Linked DNA regions of Mus musculus: region 1 is linked to region 2. The links are chromatin loops, found by intact Hi-C in ENCODE. Cell type or tissue: left cerebral cortex. All regions are shown on one strand.

The links. A loop is a pair of places that touch in the nucleus more often than their neighbours do. Peaks named below come from ENCODE experiments on the same cell type or tissue, not always from the same donor. Only the 100,000 strongest peaks of a DNase experiment are listed, where the experiment ranks them.
Region 1: it touches region 2 in a loop (1.9-fold over the local background); 4 of 42 quality-filtered maps call a loop at or near these places.

The regions. Positions count from the first base shown.
Region 1 is chr12:77,672,657-77,677,656 of GRCm38, forward strand. No RefSeq gene overlaps it. Among named protein-coding and RNA genes, the nearest start is that of Gm35440, 75 kb to the right of the region's middle. In left cerebral cortex, a CTCF peak has its summit at 2,282 (motif pointing left); DNase peaks (open chromatin) are centred at 2,264 and 3,052.
Region 2 is chr12:77,778,949-77,783,948 of GRCm38, forward strand. It overlaps Gm35440 (a long non-coding RNA gene), which reads left to right. Exons shown (of 4, transcript XR_381711.3): 2 at 3,699-3,815; 3 at 4,567-4,659. Among named protein-coding and RNA genes, the nearest start is that of Gm35488, 31 kb to the right of the region's middle. In left cerebral cortex, a CTCF peak has its summit at 2,616 (motif pointing left); a DNase peak (open chromatin) is centred at 2,592; H3K4me3 peaks cover 305 bases; H3K27ac peaks cover 409 bases.

The DNA of each region.
Region 1 (5,000 bases), 110 kb before region 2:
ATGTGTGCAGAGGCCAGAGGTAGATGTCTTATTTTCTTAATTGATCTCCACTTTACTCTTTGAGACAGGGTCTCTCACTGAACCCAGAGCTCACTATTGGCTAGACCAGCTGACAACGGGCTCCAGAGATCTATCTGCCTCTTCTGAATATCACATCAGCACTGCGGTTCCTGGTGTGGGGATCTGAACTTAGGTTCTCACGCACAGCAAGCGCGTTACCCACTGAGCCATCTCCCCAGACCCCAGAAAGGTTTCATTCACAACTTTGGAGGTTTCAGGCCATGATCAGTAGGTTCCATTGCTTTGGAGCCTGTGGCCAAATTGCAGACCATGACCAGCCTGTACAGAGGAGCCTTCTCCTATCATGGTGGTTGGAAGCAAAGAAAGAGGAAGAGCAGAGCTGGGGTCTGTAAATGTCTCTGAGGGCATCCCCCATCACCTAGAGTCTTCCCTTAGGCCCCACCTTTTAAAGGGCCAAGCACATCCTACTAGCACTATGAACTGGGGAACAAGCTTATGACATGAGCCTGTGGGGTATGCTGAGGGTCCGAAAGTGATGTTAGAAGCCAAGACCAAGTATGTGATCTTCACGAGTCCAGGAGGCATCTCAGGCCTTTCTCTCTGTGCCCTCTGCCCTTCTCACTCAGCACCTTTAAGCAGCTTCTCCACAGGGAGACATACTCTGACATCATTTCCCGCCAGAACTCCTGCAGCGGCTCTTCACCAAGTCTCCTCTCACCGCTCTTCCTTTGATTCCATCTGCTCTGCAGGAGAAATCAGCAAGTGAGAGCTTTAAAATGAGAACGGGATTACACTCCCTCCCCCGCTTAGAGCCTGCAGGGGCCTCCTGCTGCATTTATAAACTTTTTAATTGACACATAATATTGGTTTCTGGAGTACAGTATGCTAATTTGATCCATGTATACAGTGTGCAGTGGTTAGCATTTAAGCCTCCTTAAACACTGACCACTTCCATATGTTAGGAAACTCCAGTTTTTTGGCAAACTGCTCACAGACTGACCGTCACACCAGCCCATAGTTCTCACCCCTGTGCCTCGCTCCTGCTCACCTTTGGCCTCTCTTTGGTTCAGTCCCTAGGTCTTCACTCGGGAAGTTCCCCTTGCCTGGAATCCTTTCCTCTCAGGCTTCACCTAGCACCCGTCACAGCTGCGTCCCACCTCAGGCCAAGCCTCAGCATGGGTGCCTTCCGGTTCATGTGTATTCCCTGATACTGTTCATGTCTTCAGAGCCCTTCGAAATGTGTTTAATTTAAATGAAATGATCTCTCTCTCTCTCTCTCTCTCTCTCTCTCTCCCTCCTTTGCAAGTATGAAAAACTCTCTTAAAAGTCAGCACTGCCCTTAGACCTGGGAAGGCATGGCTTTTCCTTTATACCTGAGCTTTGGAAACCTGGCTCCAACCTTCTTCTGGCTTTGGCTCACCTAGTGGGGTGAAGCATCCACAGGGCCCACAGCTCCCATCCCAGTGGACAGATTTAGCAAATAAAAATACTAGATGCATAGTCCAATTGGAATTTCAGAGAAGCAATCACTCATTTCTTAAGTATGCCCCCCCCCCATTCAATATTTGAGAGAGATTTATATCCAAGCACTTTGGGTCATTTGGAATTCAAGTTCAGCCTTGTGTTCTGGATGCTATTTGGCAGGTCCAGATCCGTTTTCCAGATCAGATGCCAGCAGACTATAGACTATAGTCTAAGGCTTACTTATCTTTGTGCAGAAGGGTGTACTGAGATGTAGCCACACTCATGTCTGGATTGTCATCAGCTGCTTTTATGCCTCAGTGGCAAAGGTAAATAGTTGTGACCAGAGACTGTATTGTACACACGGTGGTTACTATCTGACCCTTTACCACAAGATCAGATTACACACCAGAGCTTTGAGTCCCTGCATCAACAGTCCAGAGTGTCCAGACATCCTAGGGGCTCTTTGACCTGTTAAGGTAGCCCAAGGAAAAGGGTGTCCCTGAACATTAGGCCCTCACAGCAAGAAAAGGGCTGGGTGGAGCCTGTAGGCTGGACCCTACCCTTTCTGTTCTCCCTACAAGAATCTGAATATCTAAACTTGCGGTCTGTCTTTTCCTTTTACTAGGAAGACCTGTTTTTCAAGGGAATGTATCCTTGTGACCTTGGGCGTTAGATTTGATTTAACTGTTAAACAATTAATTATATGTTAGACTAGGCCCCTTCCTGTACTCTTGACTTCCCGCCTCAAATGTCACATCAGCTTTAGTCAAGACAAAGAAATGTCATCAGTGGTGCCACCTGGTGGTGAGTTCTGCTATCACCATCCCTTGCAGCCTAGCTCCCCAGGGATGAGCTCAGGGGCTGAACTCCCATCAGGACTGTTAACAAGTCAAGTTCTAATTGTGTGGCTTTTGTGAAACATTAAGGGAATACGGAATAATATTCTGCATAGTTATCTTCACAAATTCGTCATTTATGGGTGTCCCATCCAAATACTTCCTGGTATTGTCACGGTGCTTTCCCTTCTGTAAAATGGGTCTGTATGTATCACAATGTGGCTTCCACTGATAATGGGCCTCTTATAGCATCACCCTGCAGCCTGCCCAGCAAGCCAGAACTCTTGTCCTGTTAGAGCTGTCCTGCTCTATTAACCAAAACAGAAGTAAGCAAGAAGCCATTTCCCTCAACATGAAGAGAACAGAGGTTACATTTCAGCAGACTAGACCCTTGATGCTGGCCTTCTCTTGGTACCCAGACCAAAATAAAGGAGAAGAGATTTCTGAAGAAGAGGTTGCTGTAATCTCTCCTTCAATTCCTGAGACCTGTGACTATGTCTTGCCAGCCTCAGCAGAGAGAACACTTAACCACAGAGTTGACTCTGATATTTCTGTTATTCCTCAACAGCCCTTGAAGCCTGATCCTCAGTCAGCTCATCAGGCAGAGTCCACGGGAGGTATCAACAACCATAGCAGAAGAGTCAGGGTTCATTGGGGTTAACCTCCACTGATGCCTGAGCTGGAGATCAGTCGGGGGTGGGGTGCTAAGCTGTTTGTCAGAGCCAACATCTTGTGAAAACAGCTGTCTCCCAGCAAGCCTGTGGGTGAGCTGGGAGCTCCCTACAATCTGCTGACACACCATTGAACTTCACATTACAGTTGGAAATACTTGGAGGGAGCTCAAGGAATAAGGTAAGAGACTGGAAGCAGCACGCTTGTTACATTATACTTTCCTTAAAGATCAATAGATGCTTCAAAAAGAGTCCTCTGATGGCGGGTTGTGTGTGGCTTGGATGAGAAACAGTTCTATGCTTCTGGCCTTGGGGACAGCCAATCTCACCACCCAAGAGACACCCTTCCAACTCTTTGTTTGTGTGTGATCAGATTTGTGGGAAAACAAGTTTACCTTGCCTTTCACTGCAGACTTCTGGAATAGGCAGTGAACCAGGCAGGGGAGGGGGTAGATTTATCAGATCTGGGCTGGCCTGCTGATTTCTAGGTACATTTTTTAAAAATGCATATATTTAGCAAACATTAAGAGCCCTATCTATGTCTATGTCTCAGAAGCTGCACTTAGAATAAACATATCTGACTTGACAATGGCTATGACGTATACTGTCTGGGACCTGGAAAGGCTTTGGACAGGTAAGTACTTTAGCTGTGCTTTGGCCAGCACCATGTAATGAGACAGATGATGGCAAAGGAAAGGGATAAGCTAGCAACACAGCCCAGGAAGTTCACCGAGAGAGGTTCAGCTCCAGAGGCCCCACTTCCCTGAGGTACTCAGACTCAAGAAAGGGCACCCAGGCCTACTGAGTCTGTGAGTTATGGAGACTGGGAGGCAACCTCAGAACACAGTATGTTCTGCCCATGGTGGCCAATAGGAAGCGGTTCTGTGCTTTTTCTGGGGAGTTGGTAGGATGCACTCTCGGTGGGAAGGTTCATAATGGTAAAATTCCTCCCAGGTAAACTGTTACCCTTTGATATGTTACTGCACATTTCTTTATTTTCTATTCATTATCCTCTTTCCCTCTCCAGGGCATATGCACCATAATCACTGATCTTGCCTGTCTTGTCTCTGCTATATCCAAAGCACGCATATACACTAGTGCTAGATGTACCAGTCTCTCCTCTCTCCTCTCTCTCTCTCCCCTACCCCCTCCCTCCTTCTCTGTGTGTTTCTCTCCCTGTCCCTTCCCCCCCTCTCTCTGTGTATAAACAAAGATGGATATTACCTTTCTCTTCTAAAAGTTCATCTGGTTTGATCTAGTCTATTCTACTCTTTTCCACAGGCAGTCAGCAGCATGGACAACCACAGGATAGTCACTTCGTTGGTAGACACTTTGGTGTAGTCTGGGTGAAGTCCTCCTGAGTCCACCTTAAGCTGTGAATGCGGGAAACCAAGGCAATGACAGTGAGGAGGGAGGAGTGGGTCAAACCCTGGGCTATTGAGTAGCTGTAAGCATTAGAAGGCACAGTGGTGACATGAGAGACCCACTCCAGTGAGGCCAGTGCTGACACCCCAAGCTGCAGTCTAAGGCTTCAAGCAGACTGGAGTGTGAAGGTCCAGCAGTTCCACCAATGCCCGGGACACACAGGACAACCTACTGGGCCAATGGCTGCCTGTGCTGGTGAGATCTGGAAGGCCACACACTCACTTGCCTGTGACCGCAGGGGAAGGTTTCTGCTTCTGCTGTCTACAGCTATTTTATTATTTGTTTTTAGCACCAGCCTTATGCCCATGTCCTGGCTTTCCTAGAGGAATTGCTTTGTTACTTAGAGTTTTAAACAATCTAGGAAAAGTAAAGCTAAGTAGATATGTCTTTTTAAAAAATCCATACAACTCTATAGCACATGCTGGGAAGTAGATATGTTATGCTCTTGGTGTCTGTGGCTTTTCATGAGATTTCAGAGAAATGTAAGAGCCCCAGATGATAGCCTTCAAGGGGTACACAGTCCAGCCGGTGTCTGTGCATGCTTCCTAGGCCAGTGCTACAGGATCAAAGGTCTCAGTTTCAA
Region 2 (5,000 bases):
TGCTGGGTAATGATCTCTTTTGGGGTTGAACAACCTTTTTACCGGGGTCACCCAAGACCACCAGAAAACATAGATATTCACATTATGATTCATAACAGTAGCAAAATGACAGTTATGAAGTAGCAATGAAAATAATTTTGTGATAAGGGTCATCACAACATGAGGAACCGTATTAAGGGTCACAGCACTGGAAGGCTTGAGAGCCTCTGGGTTACACGGAGAAAGCAAGAAACCCAAACAGCATACGGGGGCATGGCGTCAGAGGACACAGAAGTGGTGGGAGGATTGGGCCACACCGGTTTGCAGGCCATACTGATGGCAGGAGTGTCAGCACATTGTAAAGGTACTGTGGTGGCCCAGGGGACTCAAAGCAAGGGGACAGAGGTGGCAACTGAATGCAAACACAGAGATTTTTAACAGTCCTAAAATGTAGATGATCAAGGTGTCAGTGCATAAGGGCTGAAAACGAGATGGAAAGTGGTCTGGGCAAGAGTCCACAGATGAAGAGGAACAGCCAGGAAGGAGAGGTGAAAAAATCTAGGGGAGTCTGTGGGACAAGGCTCAGTAGTTGGACACGGTGGCACAGGGCTATACCCTCAGCCAGGTAGAGAGACTGAGGCAGGAAAGTTTCAAGTTTGAGGCCAGCTTGGGTTATACAATGAAACCTTGTATCAAAATAAAATTTAAAAAGAGCAATGGATATAGCCCAGCGGTAGCACATGCAGGGCCTGGGTTCAATCCTCAGTAGCGCAAGGAAAAGAAAGGGGGCCACCAAACGGGCTCAGGGTTTAATTAAAGCAGGTGTCTAAAAGCTCTCTGTTATTGGGGGTTACCCTATATATAGACTGGGGTCTCTCTCCTGTCACCATTTCTGGGTTTTGTTGCTTTGTTTAGGCTTGCAGCTTGCAGGTGGAAGGTGAGGAGAAGGGGGCTGGTGGAGCACCTCACTTCGTCATGTATATCTGCCGGAGAGATGAAGACTAAATGGCTTTACCTACTTAGAGTGGCAGTTTATTGCCTGTTTAGCTTACAAGACAGCAATCCCCTCCCTGAAGGGGAGGGCAGCATATAAATGCAATTTACGTCTCTGGCAACTACCTACAGCCTTCCCTTAATGAATCAGTCAGACCATCATGGGCCTCCAAATTGGGTCCTCTGATCCTTTCAGCTTCCAGGTTCTTGCTTTCAAAGTTTATGACTGAATTGGAGACTATTTACAGCAAATGAGACATTTCTGTGAGCCTGGGGGAAGGGGCTCTGATAAACCAATGGTAGAGAATGGCAGAAGATGTATCTAGATGGCATTGGGGACGTGGGGATGGGGGACGAGAGCAATGCCAGGGATCAAACATACTGGACACAAGCTCTCCCAGCCCAGCTATATACCCTGTCCCTCCCCAGCAGGGTTTTTAAAGGCATATTTACATTGTCTTGATCTGTGTCTGGAAAAGGCATGGAGACAGCAGCCACTATTGGACTTAACAAATTATTTGTGTCGACGATGAAGTCCAAACCTACAGTAAACATTGACTACATTTGACCTGTTTTAAGCACGAGGAATTAAGATGGATCTAGGTTTCTGTGTTAGTCAAGGTTGGGGCAGAGATCAAAGAGTATGCTCAAAAGAAATGGCTGAAGATAATTAATGCAGGGGCTGTTTCTAAGCAGTGTTAATGGAAGGCAAAAGGGGTTATGGAAACCCTCGCCCATCTGAAAATCTCTAACACTCCCAGGCATCTGTGGGGAAAAGGGCTGTGTATTCAGGTGGCCCAGTGCTTCCCTGATTCTGAAAGACAAAGGAGCCACACTCTCTCACCAAGCCTTCCTGAGCCAGCCACACAGCTAGGTGCAGAGGAAGGCTCAAAGTTTCTGAGTGGCAAGCAGGAAAAACCCACCCGTGAACACAGAGGCTTGTTCAGAATCGTACATTCATTTGGATCAATATATTTATGCTGATCTATGGGCTTCATTGTCAATGCTCCTCTGGTTCCATGATGCAGTTGAACCCACATCAACAATACTAAACAAGCCAACGAAACCAGCCCTGTTAGCTCAGTACACGGCGGCGCTGGCGAGGCTGGAAGGGAGCTGTACTGAAGCGAATTGTTTGGTAATTCCTGGACTTCCCTTCTGAAGTCAGCTGTGCCTCTGGCCACTGGCCTCTTTTTGCCCCACCCCTCATGCAAAAGGAGCCAGGATTTTGAATTATTGATGAAATCAGACTAAATTTGGGGATTACATGTCTCCATCCCGCCTGTTGTTTGTCCAGTAAATAGCATTTCCTCTGTAAAACTGGAGCTTTCATCTCAGGAGTGTGGACCAGACTTAAACAGACATGGAAGCTTCCCTTGGAGAAAACCTTCTGTGATGCTGGAGCGCTTTGATCTGCGCGCTCTCGGCTGCCATGAAAACACAGAGGCCGCCAGGACACTTTCCCCTTGGCCCGATTCACTTCCCACTGTGGAGTACACAGAGAAACAGACTTTGCTCCTGGTCTTTTTCCTGGCTCAGCTACAGCCTCTCTCACTGGAATTTACTAATTTCTGAGCAGTTAAAATGTTCTCTTTGGTGAGACAGAATCCTTCCGGGGCCCTAGTGGAGACTGGCAGACCTGCTCAGACAGCGCCCTCTGCTGGACACTTCTGGGATCGCGCGTGCCTGGAGGGCCGGGCCAGTTCTGACCTGTCAAGGTGGCAGTCACAGCTGGGTTGTTGAGACACCTGAAATGTGTGTGCGACCTTTTTTTTTTTTTTTTGCCTAGAACACCTCAGTCCTTAATAACCAAGATGCACAAAGAAACCATAGAATTGAGGAAGACACCCCCCCCCGATTTGTCATAATAGAGATTTCTAAACAATGTGCAAAAATCCCTAGGGTATATAAGACTAATAAATTGGACTATGTTAACACCAAGAACATCTTTATGGCTGAAAAAAAAAACATAAAAACTTAAGAGACAAAGGGGCAAAATGCTTTCAATATAGGATCAGTATCTAGAATATATAAAGAATCTCTTTAATAAAAAGAAATGAAAAAATCTAATAGGAAAATATTGCAAAGATACAAAATGCCAGTTCACAGACAAAGAAGTACAAATAGCCCATAAATACACAGCAAACGTACTCAGTTTCATGGTCAAGCAGGAAAATGGACTCCCAAACCCTAGAAAACATCTACAAAAGCTAAGCCAGCTTATTTCCATATTCTGCTGTCAGGGATACAAGCTTTGTAGAGTGACTTGACAGCAGCTACTAAAATGTGAAGTGACTTACATGGCCGCCTAAACGGAGCTGGCTAAGTACATCGGCTCATCCAAAAACACAGATACAGAGCAACGTCTTTGTTTGCTTAGTGCAGTGCAGGGCGTGAAACCAGGGGCTCTATGCAAGCCACACCACCAGGGGCTCTATGCAAGCCACACCACCACCGTGCCACTGAGCTATGCTCCCAGACACTTTTTTTTTTTAAGATTTATTTATTGATTATATGTAAGTACACTGTAGCTGCCTTCAGACACTCCAGAAGAGGGAGTCAGATCTCGTTACAGATGGCTGTGAGCCACCATGTGGTTGCTGGGATTTGAACTCTGGACTCTTCGGTAAGAGCAGTCGGGTGCTCTTACCCACTGAGCCATCTCACCAGCCCGCTCCCAGACACTTAAGGTAGACTTTAAAATAATGTATTATGTGTACTGACAGGTAAAGAACTCAGAAACTACTACTGACTGAGCAAAGACGATGAAGCCACGGAGTGACACATGCTATCATGACATATGTAAAAAGCCTAACCATACAACACAGTGTGTTTCTCTACAGGTAAGGTAACATACATGTTTAATGCATTGCAAAATGCATGAGGCTCATTTAACTGATAGGGAGAGCTACCTCTGGAATAAAAATGAGAATAGAAATGACAGATGTCTGTCTTCTCTGTAATGTTGATTTTTTAAAGAGGATGCCTTCATAGATTACTTGAAATGACTAAAAGCTACTTTTAAAAGAAGAAACTTTTTTGTTTATCCTATTAATGCACTCAGAATGGTCAGAGGGTCTTGCAGCTAAAAAGTAAAACAGGGCCTTAGGTGATCCATGGGAGGGGGAGGGGGTGTGAAGTAAAACACACCATGGTTGTCATGGAGATGGCTTCATTCACTAGCAATCACCCTGAACATCTAGCTACACATAATCTCCAATTACTAATTATCTCCCATTCAATGTCTTATTTGTAAGACTTGGTTCATAGACCCTATGGTAATAATCCTATTTAAGGTGGTTGGTGTACATGGACTATCTCATTTAAAAGTCCTTTGTGTCTCTCTTTCTCCTCCTTCTGTCCATACGAGGCCATTTAGGTTTAGAGATATTAAATAACTTTCCCAAAGACAATTAGCTGATGTGTGGGCTGGATTTTTCCTAACCAGAGAGCTTTCACATTAAGACACTTAAACTATATCACACAACTGTGAACAGCTCTGTAGTCTTTTTAATGTCCAAATATTCGCTTCCTGTCAGACACGCTCCTGGTTTCTCTGACTCTCATGCTGCATTCCTCGTCATCACATTGTAGCTGATTCATTTGTGAGCGGAATCAACCACAGGACCAGGTGCTGTTCCAACTCCAAGACGAGCAAGAAGCCCGATTCCAAGCGACGGCCGCAAGGTAACTTCAAACAAATTTTGGGGCCCAAGCAATTGACTAAAACCCAATAATAACGGTTGTTTTTAATTCTGTCGTCAAATTCAACTTGGTTCATGTTCCACATCTGAAAATGTTCCATCACAATGTGGAATGCATCCCGTGGATACAGCCTAATGTCATTGATGACCATTCCTGCCAGGCAGAGAAAATATGTCTAGCCTCAGAGATTATAAGATGTGCCCCAGTGAGACTCTTGAGTTCCCTTTGGACAAGAGGTGGGCCCTTTTGTTCTAGAAAGGTTTTCCAGTGATGTTTCTGGAATAACGTGTGAGTAAACAGGGCATTGGGCTTACAAGTCAGTT